Linked DNA regions of Homo sapiens: region 1 is linked to region 2. Evidence: chromatin loops called from intact Hi-C (ENCODE). Cell type or tissue: Caco-2. All regions are shown on one strand. Each heading gives the region's core, and the rest is flanking DNA. Links, peaks and the distances in the headings are about the cores only. Region 1 overlaps CACHD1 (cache domain containing 1). Region 2 overlaps CACHD1 (cache domain containing 1).

Region 1 (6,788 bases), core at 1,286-5,285, 91 kb before region 2:
GTTCATTCATTCTATTCCAACGAATGCTTTCTCTTCTCCTGGTTGGAAATGACCAACATCACTACTTAAACTCATGAAAAACACAAATCCTATGGCATCCCTGCAGAGTCAGCCTGATTTGTCATTGCAGACCATGGTAGGCAAGTATGCCATAGCTTAAGTCTAACTTATTAAGCTCATATGTAGAAACAGTAGTATTTTCAGATTCACTTTGTGCCTAGAAATGGATGCTTCAACAAAATTTAGTGGGGACAATGTCCACCACAGAATCAAAAGCCAATCTACCTAGTTCTAGCCACTTGAGAAAGACTTAAAAGTAAAAGAAATTTCTCGATTATTATCCTATTAGAAGAAAGACTGAACCTATTTAAAGATGGTTTATAAATAAATGAAGAAGTTGATGACTAGCGAAATCAGAACTAAAGAACGGTGCCTTATAAAGCAGCTCATGTGACTTACTTAGTGAAATAAAAGTAAAAGATGAAGGATAAAATTTTAACTAGGCAGGTTAGAGTTAAGTGAAATTTAGGATTTGTGAGGATGGTTGTAGACTCTTAAACACAGAAGCAATTTGCATCTTCCTGGAATTGCTTTCAAGTACTGCTGGCAAAGATATTCAATTAGATTAACAAATTTAATCCTTTTCCTCCATTCCCCAAATTATAAATTGACAAGGTGCTCTGAAGTGGCATTTACTATTTTCTCTCTTTTCAATCTCACAGTCATCTTTTAAGTTTGTTTTCCTATGTTGTGTGTTCCAAGGAACCAAAAGACAAAACCCTACCAGAATGACTAGAAAATAATTTTATAATTGGGTCTATTCTGTAAGAGAAAAATAAAGTTACCGTAAGCTTCTAAAAGTAGCACTTTATAAACAGTTCTTAGGAAAGCAGATTTCAATATAGGTCTTTCTGTCATGTTCTTAGCTGAAAAAAATAGTCTCTACATTAAAAGGAACTCTATTTCTAGAAGGGCTCTCTATGGGTTGGGAGTGGGTTTTTTTCACTGATTATAACATGGGATCCATGTTTTGAAGTGAAGCAGGCCTGTGTAACATGGGAACATGTGAATACCTTCTAATAGTCAGTACTTCTATCAGAGCAAACAGCCTCCTAAAGTGCTAAAAAATGCACTTGGGTTACACAGTGATGGAGTAATCTCTTAATGCTGCTAACATAATCTCTCAAGTTATATTTAAATTAATTCAGTGAAATAATCCCTCAATATCTGCTATATCTATGAGTGCTAAGCAGTTTAGGCAATTGTCCTTAGGATAAGCTAACTCTATTTGGATTATATTAGAAGAAACCATTTTATTTTTTAGGACAAGATAAGTATCTACCCTCCTCCCCAACAAAGTAACTAAAGAGATCTTAAAAATATTTGCCCTTATTACTGGGTAACCAGCCTAGCCTTTTTTTTTTTAAGTCTCCAATCTCATTATTTATTATCTCCTTAAGTTTTCACTTACAGGGATCTGCTCAACAATTTTAGAACTCAGAGAAAGCTAACACTGCTACCTGAAGTGACTACCTGATTACTACCTCGAATTTGCCTAAGAAGAATAACCAGAATTTACTAGCATCGTTGAAAAAAACCCCACTAACATTGAGGCTCTTTACTGTATCAAGAAGGTCAGACAAATGCCTACATTTCCTTCTTTCCCTTTTAATGCCAGCAACCATGCAGATATTTTCCCAGGATGTAACTGAGTTGCTTTCAATCAGAATATGTTGGAGGTAAACAATCTCTAATTTCAAACACAAAAGTCTGTTTTCTAATTGAGAATTTTGGTGGCCGGCTCACCCTTTCTGATATGAAAATTAAATAATTTATCTTTAAAAATGATATAAATATAAGGGCAGATGGTGCTATCATTCTAAAGAAAAATCTGAAAATAAGTCAGCTAAGAGAATTTCAAAATAGGCTTTGACCTTCCTCAAATGTGTATTACCAAACAACAAACTACCAGTAGAATTAGGCTTGTAAACATAAGTTTCTCAAATAGTTTCATTTATTAATTTGTTTGCTTCATTTGCATTTTAGTAATTGCTATTGCCATAATGATATTTTAAGAACCAAACAAGAAGGTTGGAAGAGACTCCTGCCTAAAGGCATTCTGGCTACTCCCAATTCCTATCTTTCCTGATCCAACTGATACAGGCACAGACACTGTATCGAGTTGCTGTTTGTCTGCATCCACCACTAGGCTCGATGCTCTATGAAGGCAGAGAGAGTGTCAATCTTCTTTATCCTTCTTAGTACACAGAAAATGTTCAATAAGTAGTTTGTAAAGGGATGATTAAATGGATCTATTTGGAGTCAACAGGTTAAACATCTGATTTGTCCATCCAAGAAAAATCTCATGTATGACTGCATTTTATGTTCAGCGATTAAAATTTGATGATAAAAGTAAAACTCTACTCCCCTTTTGGTCAGTTATAGTATTTAGGGTCCTTCAACAGCACTGCTATGCTACATTGGGAAGGAAGAGGAGAGAAGAGAAACACAGGTAACATGAACAGTGTGTGTTAGATACGCTTTCTCTATGATTCTTTGAAGCCTGGTGTCTGAAAGAATCTGGTAAGAGAAAGCAGAAATGGGTGCCACAAGTTATGGCCAAACTATCCATCTGCTTGTGTTGAACATGAATAATCCAATTTCTAATCTAAAATTTTCTTTTCCTTAGAGAATGTCGGAAGGTACTTATGCTTTCATGTCTCCTTTTAAACTCCCAACCTCCACAATCTGAGTTGAACTGAAAAAAACCAACTGGATGTAATCTAAATGTGCATTAATAGGGGACTGTTTAAAGAAATTTGGGTTATCTACACAATGCAATCCTATATAGCCATTAAAGCCGTGGGTGAGCGTATACACACACACACAAATATATATACCTGCCTGTATATACACATTTTCTGGAAATTGATTTAAGTGGCTACTTATGGGGAATGAAAAGTCAAAGGAAGGAAGGAAGTAGATAGTTTTGGTGCTAGCATGGCTCACTGCAGCTTCAACCTCTCAGGCTTAAGCAATCCTCCCACCTCAGCCTCCTGAGTAGCTGGGAATACAAGCATGTGTCACCACGTCTGGCTAATTTTTACATTTTTTTATAGAGATGGGATTTTGTTATGTTGTCCAGGCTGGGCATAGTTTACTTTCTACTTTACATCCTTTTATATGGTTTGATGAATTCATCATGAACAATTATCAGTTTTATAAACAAAAAAGGAAAAATAATTATACAACACCTGTGGAATGTCTTCTTTCCCAATCACTTTAAAAACTGATTAGTCACATTACGAGACAAATTATCAGACCCAAGTGCCACCCCCTGGCTGAGAATTCCAACATGAAGAAGAGCACTGTACCCTGTAGCTCTTCAAGCAAACACAACTTCCTCTCACTCACCATCTTCCAGGCATAGCTAACATTGTAGGCTTCCTTTCCAGTTTCTCTCAGCTTGTTTATGTGCCAAGACAGGGATGAGTTCACAGGGACTGCGATAATCTGGCTGCCCAGAGGGAGGCTGTGTTGGCAAACAGAATTAAATATTTCAGGCAAAAGATAAAATTAAGCACTTAATTAAAGGCAAGGAAGAAGCTGTTGAGTCAATGGCCACCTCCTGATTTCGAATACCAAAGAAGCTCATCAGTTTTGAAAGGATAATGTGAGATTTTCAATTGCGTAAAAGCATTATGTCAGCTCTGCATTAAAAACATCCCTTACTCTCCATCCTTGCTCCCCAACTCTAATTCTTTCCAGAGACTAACTTGTCTCAAATCACTCAGTCATTAATTTTCAACCAATGAGCACAAAGACCCATTCCTCTACAGGTTACCATCTGCCAAAATAATGTATCACAGTTGGAAAAGATCCAATCTGTTTTTTATTTGAAGAAAAAACAATGTATAAGATTGTGCTGTCAACTTGGAATGGACGCTACTTTGCCAGGCTATTTTTTGGCAAATGCAACAAAGCTGGTCCTCAACTTAGCCTTTTATTTTGCCAACATTTTTCAATTTGGTATCATTGGAACTTTTTTTGAAAATGAGATGAAATATATCTGATTTTACAATGAAAGTCAATGTGAACATAAAATTTGATTTACAAGACATTATCGTCAAATAATAGTTCTAAGACACCTTATCTGTGATACAAAGTAAGCAAAATCTTGGGTGCTATTCTTACGGAAACATTACTGAGAATACTTTTGATAACATTAAAATAATTTATACACTTGTTTTATACTCTGTAGTAAATACTCGTATGTGGCTTTGATGGGTCCCATTCTCAGGGAAAAACAATCCTATGACCCTCACCTTTTCCTTACCTTAGGATATTTTGCCGAACTAATTCAAATTTTGGAATATTTTCATAATGTATGATGTCAGTATGAAGTGGGGGCTCTGACAATAAATATGGCCTGGTAAGAGATGGGTGCATAAGTGTATATCCTGCAATAAGAAAACAAAATGCATGTTAATAAGAAACATGTTGTAGGAAGTTCTGAATCACTGTTTTGAAATATGGGGTACTCTGGGCTGGCTGCCCGATACTCAACTTCTCATTCTGCAACTCACCAGTCCAGTAAAAACTGAACCTGTTTTATATGTGCTTACATAAAACTCTTGAGGCGTAGAAAGATGTCTTAAATTATCAAACATCTGTCTCATCAAGAGTATTTTGGAGGTATTGGTTGTTTTGTTGTTTTATAAAACATTCTAATCTACCACATAAATCTTAATGCCAATAAATCTAAGATAACAATTTAATAAAAAAAAGATCCAAAGGATGACATTCTTCTTTTTTTTTTTTTTTTTTTTTTAACTTCTTTTAACTTCAGGGGTACATGTGCAGGTTTATTATATAGGTAAGCTTGTGTCACGGGGGTTTGTTGTACAGATTATTTTGTGACCCAGGTACTAAGCATAGCACCCAATAGTTATTTTTTCTGCTCCTCTCCCTCGTCCCGCTTTCCACCCTTAGGTAGCCTCAGTATCTGTTGTCCTCCTCTTTGTGTCCATGTGTTCTCATCATTTAGCTCCCACTTATAAGTGAGAACATGCAGTATCTGTTCCTGAGTTAGTTTGCTAAGGATAATGGCCTCCAGCTCCATCTGTGTTTCTGCAAAGGACATGATCTCATTCTTTATTTATGGCTGCATAGTATTCCATATGTACCACATTTTCTTTATCCAGTCTACCACTGAGGGGCATTTAGGGTGATTCCATGTCTTGGCTATTGTGAATAGCACTGCAATGAACATACAGGTGTCTTTATGAGAGAACGATTGACATTCCTTTGGGTACATATATACACCCAGTAATGGGATTGCTGGGTCAAATGGTAGTTCTGTTTTCATCTCTTTGAGGAATCATCACACTGCTTTCCACAATGGCTGACCTAATTTACATTCCCACTAAGAGTATTCAAGTGTACCCTTTTCTCTGCAACCTTGCCAGCATCTGCTATTTTTTGACTTTTTAATAATAGGCATTCTGACAGGTGTAGGATGGCATCTCATTGTGGTTTGGATTTGCATTTCTCTAATGATCAGGGATACTGCGATTGTTTTCATAGGCTTGTTGGCTGCATTATTTCTTCTTTAGAAAAGTTATCTGTTCAGGTCAAAGGATGACATTCTATGTGTCATTCAATCCTCCAGTCTAATTTCCTGATGTTACAAATAACCGTTCCCTACCCCTCAAAGAACAGAGAAACACATGTGTAATTTGGAGATCCACTCTGCCATCTTTACGGTGTTCTACTACAAATGAGCAATCTTAGTCACAATGCTCTTCTTTACACTATCATTTTCCTATTTTGTTTGTAGAATATCTATACCTTATTTTCTTTAGGTTTCTAAAAAAGTATTCTTAGGATGAACATTTAGCAGATTACCTTTGTCGTCTATGAGAAAAGTATAGGAAGCCAAAGAGTCTTGGTAATACGTCACGTCTTCAAGAATGTAAGCCAGATTCACGTCCACACCTACAATTCCCAGAAGTAGGTTTCCAAAATAACAGGGTTTACTCACAGTCATTATCAAACCTATGGGTTAAAAACAAAATAAATCTAAAGACCAGCAGAGAAGGAATTGGACAAAGACTGGAACTGTGCTCCGGTGAATCATGAAGGCTTCTATCAGCTGTCTCAATTTTGTTTGGAAGAAAAGTTTCCCATGTGGTCCAGTAATCAAGCATTGCCTTTGCAGACAGCCTAATAAATGAGTTAGAGTGGGAGGGAAAGAGCGTCCTTTGGCAGCTCAGATAGCGCAGTTAATTTAAAAGGAGGCAATTTCTATGTTTTCCACTACTTTTTCACCTAAAAAGATAAGACCTTCCAGATCAGTGCAAAACATCAGCAACACTAAATACATTTTTCTATTTTGTGAAGCAGTTAGATTCAGCTGAACTTGAAAGATCAATGGACAATGAATCTAAAAACTGTACTTAATAGTCCAGCTGTACCCCTTTTGTATTGTACAGGTGACAATGGATATAACTACTCTGAGCCTTGGTTCACACATCTGTTAATTTTTTTAATTTTAATATTTCGAGATGAGGTCTCACTCTGTCACCCAGGTTGGAATGCAGTGGTGCGATCATAGCTCATGGTGGCCTCAACTGCCTGGGCTCAAGTGATCCTCCCTCCTCAGTCTCTCAAGTAGCTGGGACTATGGGGATGAGCCACTGTGTCTGGCTCACACATCTGTTTAAAGGACACAGCATTAACTGCTTTACTGATTTCTAGGAAATGTTAGATCAAAAGAGACTATGGAT
Region 2 (6,788 bases), core at 1,832-5,831:
ATTGTTTTACCCCTGACAACTGAGCATTTAAACTTGCTTTTCCTCATTTAGCAGCTAAGTTTTCATCATAGTACTTACATTGTTTAGACATATTATTTATCTTATATCAGCTGATGTAAGACTCTCAAGAGAAAATAAACCACCTTCATTTTAAAAATTGAAAACGTACAGATGAATTTGCAGCAGAAAAAGTATGAAAAACAACACAGCATATGTTTTTAGAACATGGTTAAGAACATGGGTTTTAGAGTTAGACCACTTTGGCTAAAATCCCAATCCTATCACCTAATTCAACCATGATTCTAGGAAATTACTTAATGTCTCTGAGTCTCGATTTCCTCAAAATGAGGCGAAGAACTGTATTTGTATCAGAGGGTTGTGGCACAAATTTAATGGGATGACTTATGTGAAGCAGTGTTTGTTAAATGAATACAAACTATCATGTTGAATAAATAAAATCTTTTCCAAAATGCAACACGATTTATATGTGTACTAATTCTTGCAACCGTCTGGCATTTGTTAGGATTCTAGGGACACATACATAATTTGAACAGAAATGAAGGTAATGCCACACTAGATGAGATCCACAGTCCATCAGGGCATCACCCTCAAGAGATTAGCAAGAAATATCAAATGCATGAACAAATGCTCCTGCAATTTAACAACGTCCTTGGGATAAGCTCTTTGTTTCTCTTCCTACAATGCCAAGTATAGAATAAGTACTCAACAAATGTGTGCTGAGTTCATCACCTGCCTACCACTTACTAGAGGTATGCTTAGAATCTCTCCCTCAAAGAGATCATAATCTAGTTTATCCACTCATTCCCCAGTATCTACAGAGCACTACAGTGTGAACTATTCTGTCATGGTCCCTATACTCAGGAGTTTAACTTCCACAAGAAACCTAATTTTGGCTTTTAGAGGAGGCAACACATACCATTTACTCTCTGCAATAAACATATACATACCCCTAATAATATTTAATTCTAAATATTATTAGAGCTAAAAGCTCTAACATATATGTGAATATATTATCTATTAGCTCTAATAATATTTATTTTTTTCTTGCCTCTTCCAAACTTTAAAGAGCATCCCAATTACAATATTGTTGCATGTTTTAAAAAGAAATTCAGATTCAGCTTTGCATAATTATTGCTGTAGTATAATTGTTTGTAAATCTTCCCTTTAAAAAAAAAAAAGTGATAGACCATTTAAAAAAAAGCCTCATTCCAAACAAATAAGATGAATTGCTGGGGGAAAACGAAAGACCATTAAAAAAAAAAAGCCTCATACTAACCTTCAATATACCAAACAAATAAGAGGAATTGCTAGGGGAAGGAGTGAGGAGGACAGAGTCTAGCCCCTTCCATTCTGTGGTAAGACAGGCAGTACTTCCCCCATACCTTGTGGGGGGGGGGGAATTGAAAACATACAGTGGAGCACTGAATCTAAATACACTTGAATTTCAAATCAGTTCTCTAACCCCCTACTTGGGTGACCCTGGAAAGGGAATTTCTTTGTGCATAATTTTTCTTGTCAGTAAATCTGGAAGAGTTGTTTTTGAGGATTATTAATTCATGCAGCAAATTTTTACTGAGCACCTGCCATATACTACATGGACAAAGTTTTAATAGTGCTGGGGGCACATCAAGACATGGAACAGACAAAAATCCACGCCCTCACGGAGCTTCTATTCTATTAGGGAAAGATACACAATGAAAAACATAAATACATACCTATGTCCTACATGATAAACTGTAAGGAGATAAAATAGAGAAGGGGGTAAAAACTAAAGAGAGATGCAATTAATAAAATTTATAAATGAGTGGTCAAGGAAGCCCTCCCTGAGAGGTATCATTTCAGCCAAGAATAAAAGGATGTAAGGGAACTAGCAAGGGAACCAGCCAAGTTATGTGAGAAAAGATTTAATCATAGTGCTTAATTAATCATACATTCAATACGTAATGCTGATTATTATCACGGCCAGTACAATATAAATAAAGAAAACACTAAACTTGGATTAAACATCTGGTCACTGCCACATTCATTTCTGAGGTCTTGAACAATTTATACTTATTACCTCTCTGAAATAGTTTACTCCTATGGAAAATAGGATAATAATACCTGCTCTTCTTATGTCATTAAGAGGATAAAATGAGAAAATATGTGTAGAAGCACAAAGAAAACTGATAAAGAAACATAAATATTAGAACAATTATGTCTCCTCTCAGGCTCTCTTTCAGAAATGACAGACCACCAGCCTCTTTTATTCACAGGGAATACAATGATTTGATAAGAGGCTCAGGAAGAGGGTTTCTAAGATGATAAAAATTAGCTTCTTTTCTGTAGAGTCAGACCAACAACAGTAAGAGCTAAGACGGACAGAGATTGATTTCCAATCAAGGAAACATAAACACTAAACCAGGTAAACCTGCCAGGGCTCTGGTTGGACAGAACAGCCCCCTGTTTACTCTGGTCCTTGCTTGATTCATTGTAAATTCTCCATCTGGGTGGCATCAATACCTCTCAACCTTTCTTTTGCCTTCCTACAGATTTAGTGCCTTCCATTCATTCATTCAATGAACATTTAGCAAGCACAATCAACACAGAGCCAAGTGTGGATCTGGGTAAGAGGGTGAACTAAACCAGGACCCAACCTGAACAAATTCCCTGGGTACAGATGAGGGAAAAATTGGGGACAAAGAAAGAACGGAATTCATCCACCCCACCTTCCAGATTCCTGCAGCCTGGACAAGTCTGAGCCTTTAAAATACTTCAGTAGGTAAATTGTAAACAAAATGAGAGCCCTCAGGCTACCACCATACTAGATTACACTTGGCAAGGCAACCCGAAACAAATCCAGATCCTGGAAATATGAATATTGAGGTGCCAGAGTATCTCCAGTCATTATTCAACAAATATGTATTAAATACCTGCCTAGTGCTCAACTCTTCTGTACCCGCTCTTGTCTAACCATTGTCCCTTTTCTTCCTGTGGCTCAGTACACAATTCAAGAACACACTCAAGCTTTCTTATAGTGGAAAGTGTTTGGGAGTAGAAATACAAAAGTAATACAAATGCAAAGCTAATATAATGTCCAGTCTCACACTTCTCAATTAGTTTTGCTTCTATTAAAAGCTTCTACTAGCTCCTTCCAGGGCCTTCTGTGAACATTTTCTCTTGAAAATTCCCCTTTTAAAGTTTACAGATTTACAGATTTTTCCTTCTAGGCCTTACCCAAGAGGATTAAATAACAAATTAAGAATAGCAATCTTCTCTGTAGCACACTGCAGGGGAGAGAAAATGGCATCCCACTACCCTTCCAGGTTCCTTGGCTGGGTTACAAATTAAACTGACATAAGACAGGAGAAAGACTTATGTAAATATTTAATTACATAAGTATGCACAGGAGTCTCACAAAATAGGAGCCTCAAAGAAGGGTCAGATGATTGATGCTGATACAGCATCCCAAGTTACAGAAAGGCATCAGGGCTTGGGGCTTCTGGGGAAGGGGGTGGCGACACAAGTTATGGGAGGGTGAGGGGAAGAAATGCACGGGGAATAAAGGTTGTCTTGTTATACAGATAAAAAGTCGGTAATAAAAGTTGTTTCTGAGCAGCCCTTAGAAGAGGTGATAGTCTGGGCATAGGGTCAACCTCTAGTCTCCCCTCCTGTGATCCAAGTTAATCTTCCCTGGTTGATAAAATTCCCAGGGAGGGGATTCATGACAATTGAGTTCCTTTCGGAGGATCCGTCTTTAGACAGATAAGAGGAGCTCAGAGAAAAGGCTCTGCATGCAAGTGGTGCTCAGAGAAAGCCTCTACTTGCACCTGCTGTTCCCCAAGTACCCTCAGTTCAAAGTAATATTTTGGGGTGACATTTCATGAATTCTTTTGGTATCCTTATATTGACATTATATCACCCTTTTGTAATCTGGAAGCAGAACACAAAATACTGAATGCCTACTACAGAGTAGGCAACCACCTAATCTTTTAAACAACTTTTATCTACATTTTATAGATAAAATTGATGTAGACACTGAAAGGCTAAATACCTGTTACAAATCAAACAGTAAATGACAGAGTCTTGCTTGGACCTTGAGTTTTCCATCTCAAAAGATGAGGCTCTTTGATTCTGTATCCCACACTACCCTTACTGAGGCTGTCCAAAAAAGACTAGAGAAAAGTTTCCTAACCCCTTTGGCCTTGTCTCCATGGTATCTGAGTATACCAGCTCCAAAATTCTAAAACATCACCTTAGTTAGGACTGATGATTCACATCGGGGCACATAAAGTGCTGTCTCTTTAAGGTTCACCCTCAATTCAAAATTTCTTTAAAGAAAGAGCTATTCTGTGTTTGTAGGCCACATGTAAGTTGTTCTGCTACCAGGCATCTTTATTCTCATATGAACAAAAGGATAGAATTTCATGCAAGGTCTACATCTGGAAGTATATCTTGCTTTCAGGTGAATTCTAGTTCATTGCTTTGACCTTTTCCAATTCTTCATGTCTAGAGCCTTGAGTGTATACTTGAGTAAAATAATTATTTGGAGTATTAATACCTGCTAAGTATCATTTTCTTATAAAACCAAACTGCTTCTCCTTTACAATGTCCCAGCAGATATTTGGAGAAATAAAACATCAAATTTTAAACCTTTCCTGTAAAATTCTCATTATCAAATAACAACTCAGAAAAATACTCCAAAAAACTGTCTGTCAGAATATATTTTAAATACTAGAGTACTGGGTGGGGGTGGGGCAGAAAAATTCTTAAATCCCTGAACTGTATGTGTGCAGGGCAAACTCTATCTAAAGATAAACTGAGCTGAGTTTTGAGCAGTTGTCTAAAAAATAGATTAGCAGTTTGATTCCAGTCAAGTTAATTGCCTGCTAAAACAAACAAACACTCCTCACAAGAATATAACAGAATCCAGATTTTTCCACAATACCAGGATACAACCAAAACTTTTTGATATATGAAGAAAAAAGCAGTGTGACCAATTCTCAAGAAAAAAGACAGTCAACAGAGATAAACCTCAAACCATTTTTAGATGTTAAAATGAGCAGACGAAATGTTAAAGCAGCTATTATAACTATGCTCAAGAATGCAAAGATAATACGCTTGAATAAAATGAGAAATTTCAGTACAGAAACAGAATTATTAAAAAGAAACAAATAGGGCCAGGCACAGTGGCTCACTCCTGTAATCCCAGCACTTTGGGAGGCCAAGGCAGGCAGATCACAAGGTCAGGAGATCGACACCATCTTGGTCAACATGGTGAAACCCCATCTCTACTAAAATACAAAAAAAAAAAAAAAAAAATTAGCCAGGTGTGGTGGCACATGCCTGTAATCCCAGCTACTTGGGAGGCTGAGGCAGGGAAATTGCTTGAACCTGGGAGGCGGAGGTTGCAGTGAGCTGAGATCATGCCACTGCACTCCAGCCTGGTGGCAGAGCAAGACTCTGTCTCAAAAAAAAAAAAAAAAAAAGGAAATTCTGCAGCATAAGAATAAACCATCTTTATCTTTATCCAAGAGAAAAAAAATTTAAAAAGAGAAGAAAAAGACACTGTCTCAGGGATTTGTAGTAAAATATCAAAAGATCTAGCATACCTGTAATCAGAGACCTACAAGGAGAGCAAATAATGAGACAGAAAATATATTTGAAAAAATCATGGTCCCAAAGTCCCCAAATTTGATGAAAGACACAAATTTACAGATTCCAAAAGCTCAACAAACACCAAGCAGAATCAATATTTAAACCATTATGTCTAGGGAGGCATAATCATAGTCAAATTGCTGAAAACGGAAGCAGAGAAAAATCTTGAGCGCAGCCAGAATAATTAAATGAATAAACAAAAAACATTGCATACAGGGTAACAAAAACTTTCACTGATTTATCATCAGAAACTACAGAGTCCAGCAGACAGTGGAACATTTTTAAAGTGTTCAAAAAACAAACTGTCAATTCAGAATTCTATCTAAAGCAAAAATATCTTTTAAGAAAAAAGGCAAAATAGAAACTTTTTTTTTTTTTTTTTGGAGACAGTGTCTTGCTCTGTTCCCCAGACTGGAGTGCAGCGGCATCATCACAGTTCACTGTAGCCTCAACCTCCTTGGCTCAACCAATCGTCCCACCTCAGCCTCCTGAATAGCTGGGACTACAGGCATGTGCCACCACTCCTAGCTAATTAAAAAGAAAAAAATTGTAGACAATGGGTGTCTCCCTATGTTGCCTGGGCTGGTCTTGAACTCCTGGGCTCAAGCGATCCTCCCATCTCAGCTTCTCAAAGTGCTGGGATTACGAGTGTGAGCTACTGCATGTAGCCAAGAAACATTTTCTGTATACAAGAAATAATAAAAAACTAAGAGGATTTGTCACTAGGGTATCTTCACTACAAGAAATATTAAAGGAACTTCAGATTCAATATCAGCTGTTATCTTTAGAAAGAAACAAAGAGCATAAGAAATATAGTAATTATGTGAGAATATACAATATTTTTTCTTTTAACTTCATTAAATATGGCAATTTAGAGCAAAAGCTATAACATTTTCTTGTGCAGTTTGTAATATACGCAGATGTAATAGATATGATAACTAGCATAAAGAATAGCGTTAGAGAAATGAACCTGTAAGTTGCAAGGGTTTTAGATTTTGTGTGAAGTTGATAGAATATTAACAGATAAAATTCAAAAGTGGGTTGGGAAGGAGGAGCTAATGAAAAAAAAAACAGAAAAAAAACCCAAAATATTAATTTATTAAACATTTCCCCTAAATATTCCTAATAAT

What was found. Peaks named below come from ENCODE experiments on the same cell type or tissue, not always from the same donor. Only the 100,000 strongest peaks of a DNase experiment are listed, where the experiment ranks them.
Region 1: a loop joins it to region 2, with 2.5 times the contacts of the local background. A loop is called at or near these places in 1 of 110 quality-filtered maps.

What each region holds. Positions count from the first base shown.
Region 1 is chr1:64,651,430-64,658,217 of GRCh38, reverse strand. CACHD1 (cache domain containing 1) reads right to left here. Exons shown (of 27, transcript NM_020925.4): 10 at 5,908-6,057; 11 at 4,337-4,460; 12 at 3,415-3,532. Among named protein-coding and RNA genes, the nearest start is that of MIR4794, 75 kb to the right of the region's middle. In Caco-2, for the core only: no CTCF peak of the experiment used is centred there; no DNase peak of the experiment used is centred there.
Region 2 is chr1:64,561,111-64,567,898 of GRCh38, reverse strand. All of the region lies in intron 2 of CACHD1 (cache domain containing 1), which reads right to left. LOC124904195 (a long non-coding RNA gene) reads right to left here. Exons shown (of 2, transcript XR_007066150.1): 2 at 1-6,788. Among named protein-coding and RNA genes, the nearest start is that of MIR4794, 15 kb to the left of the region's middle. In Caco-2, for the core only: no CTCF peak of the experiment used is centred there; a DNase peak (open chromatin) is centred at 3,508.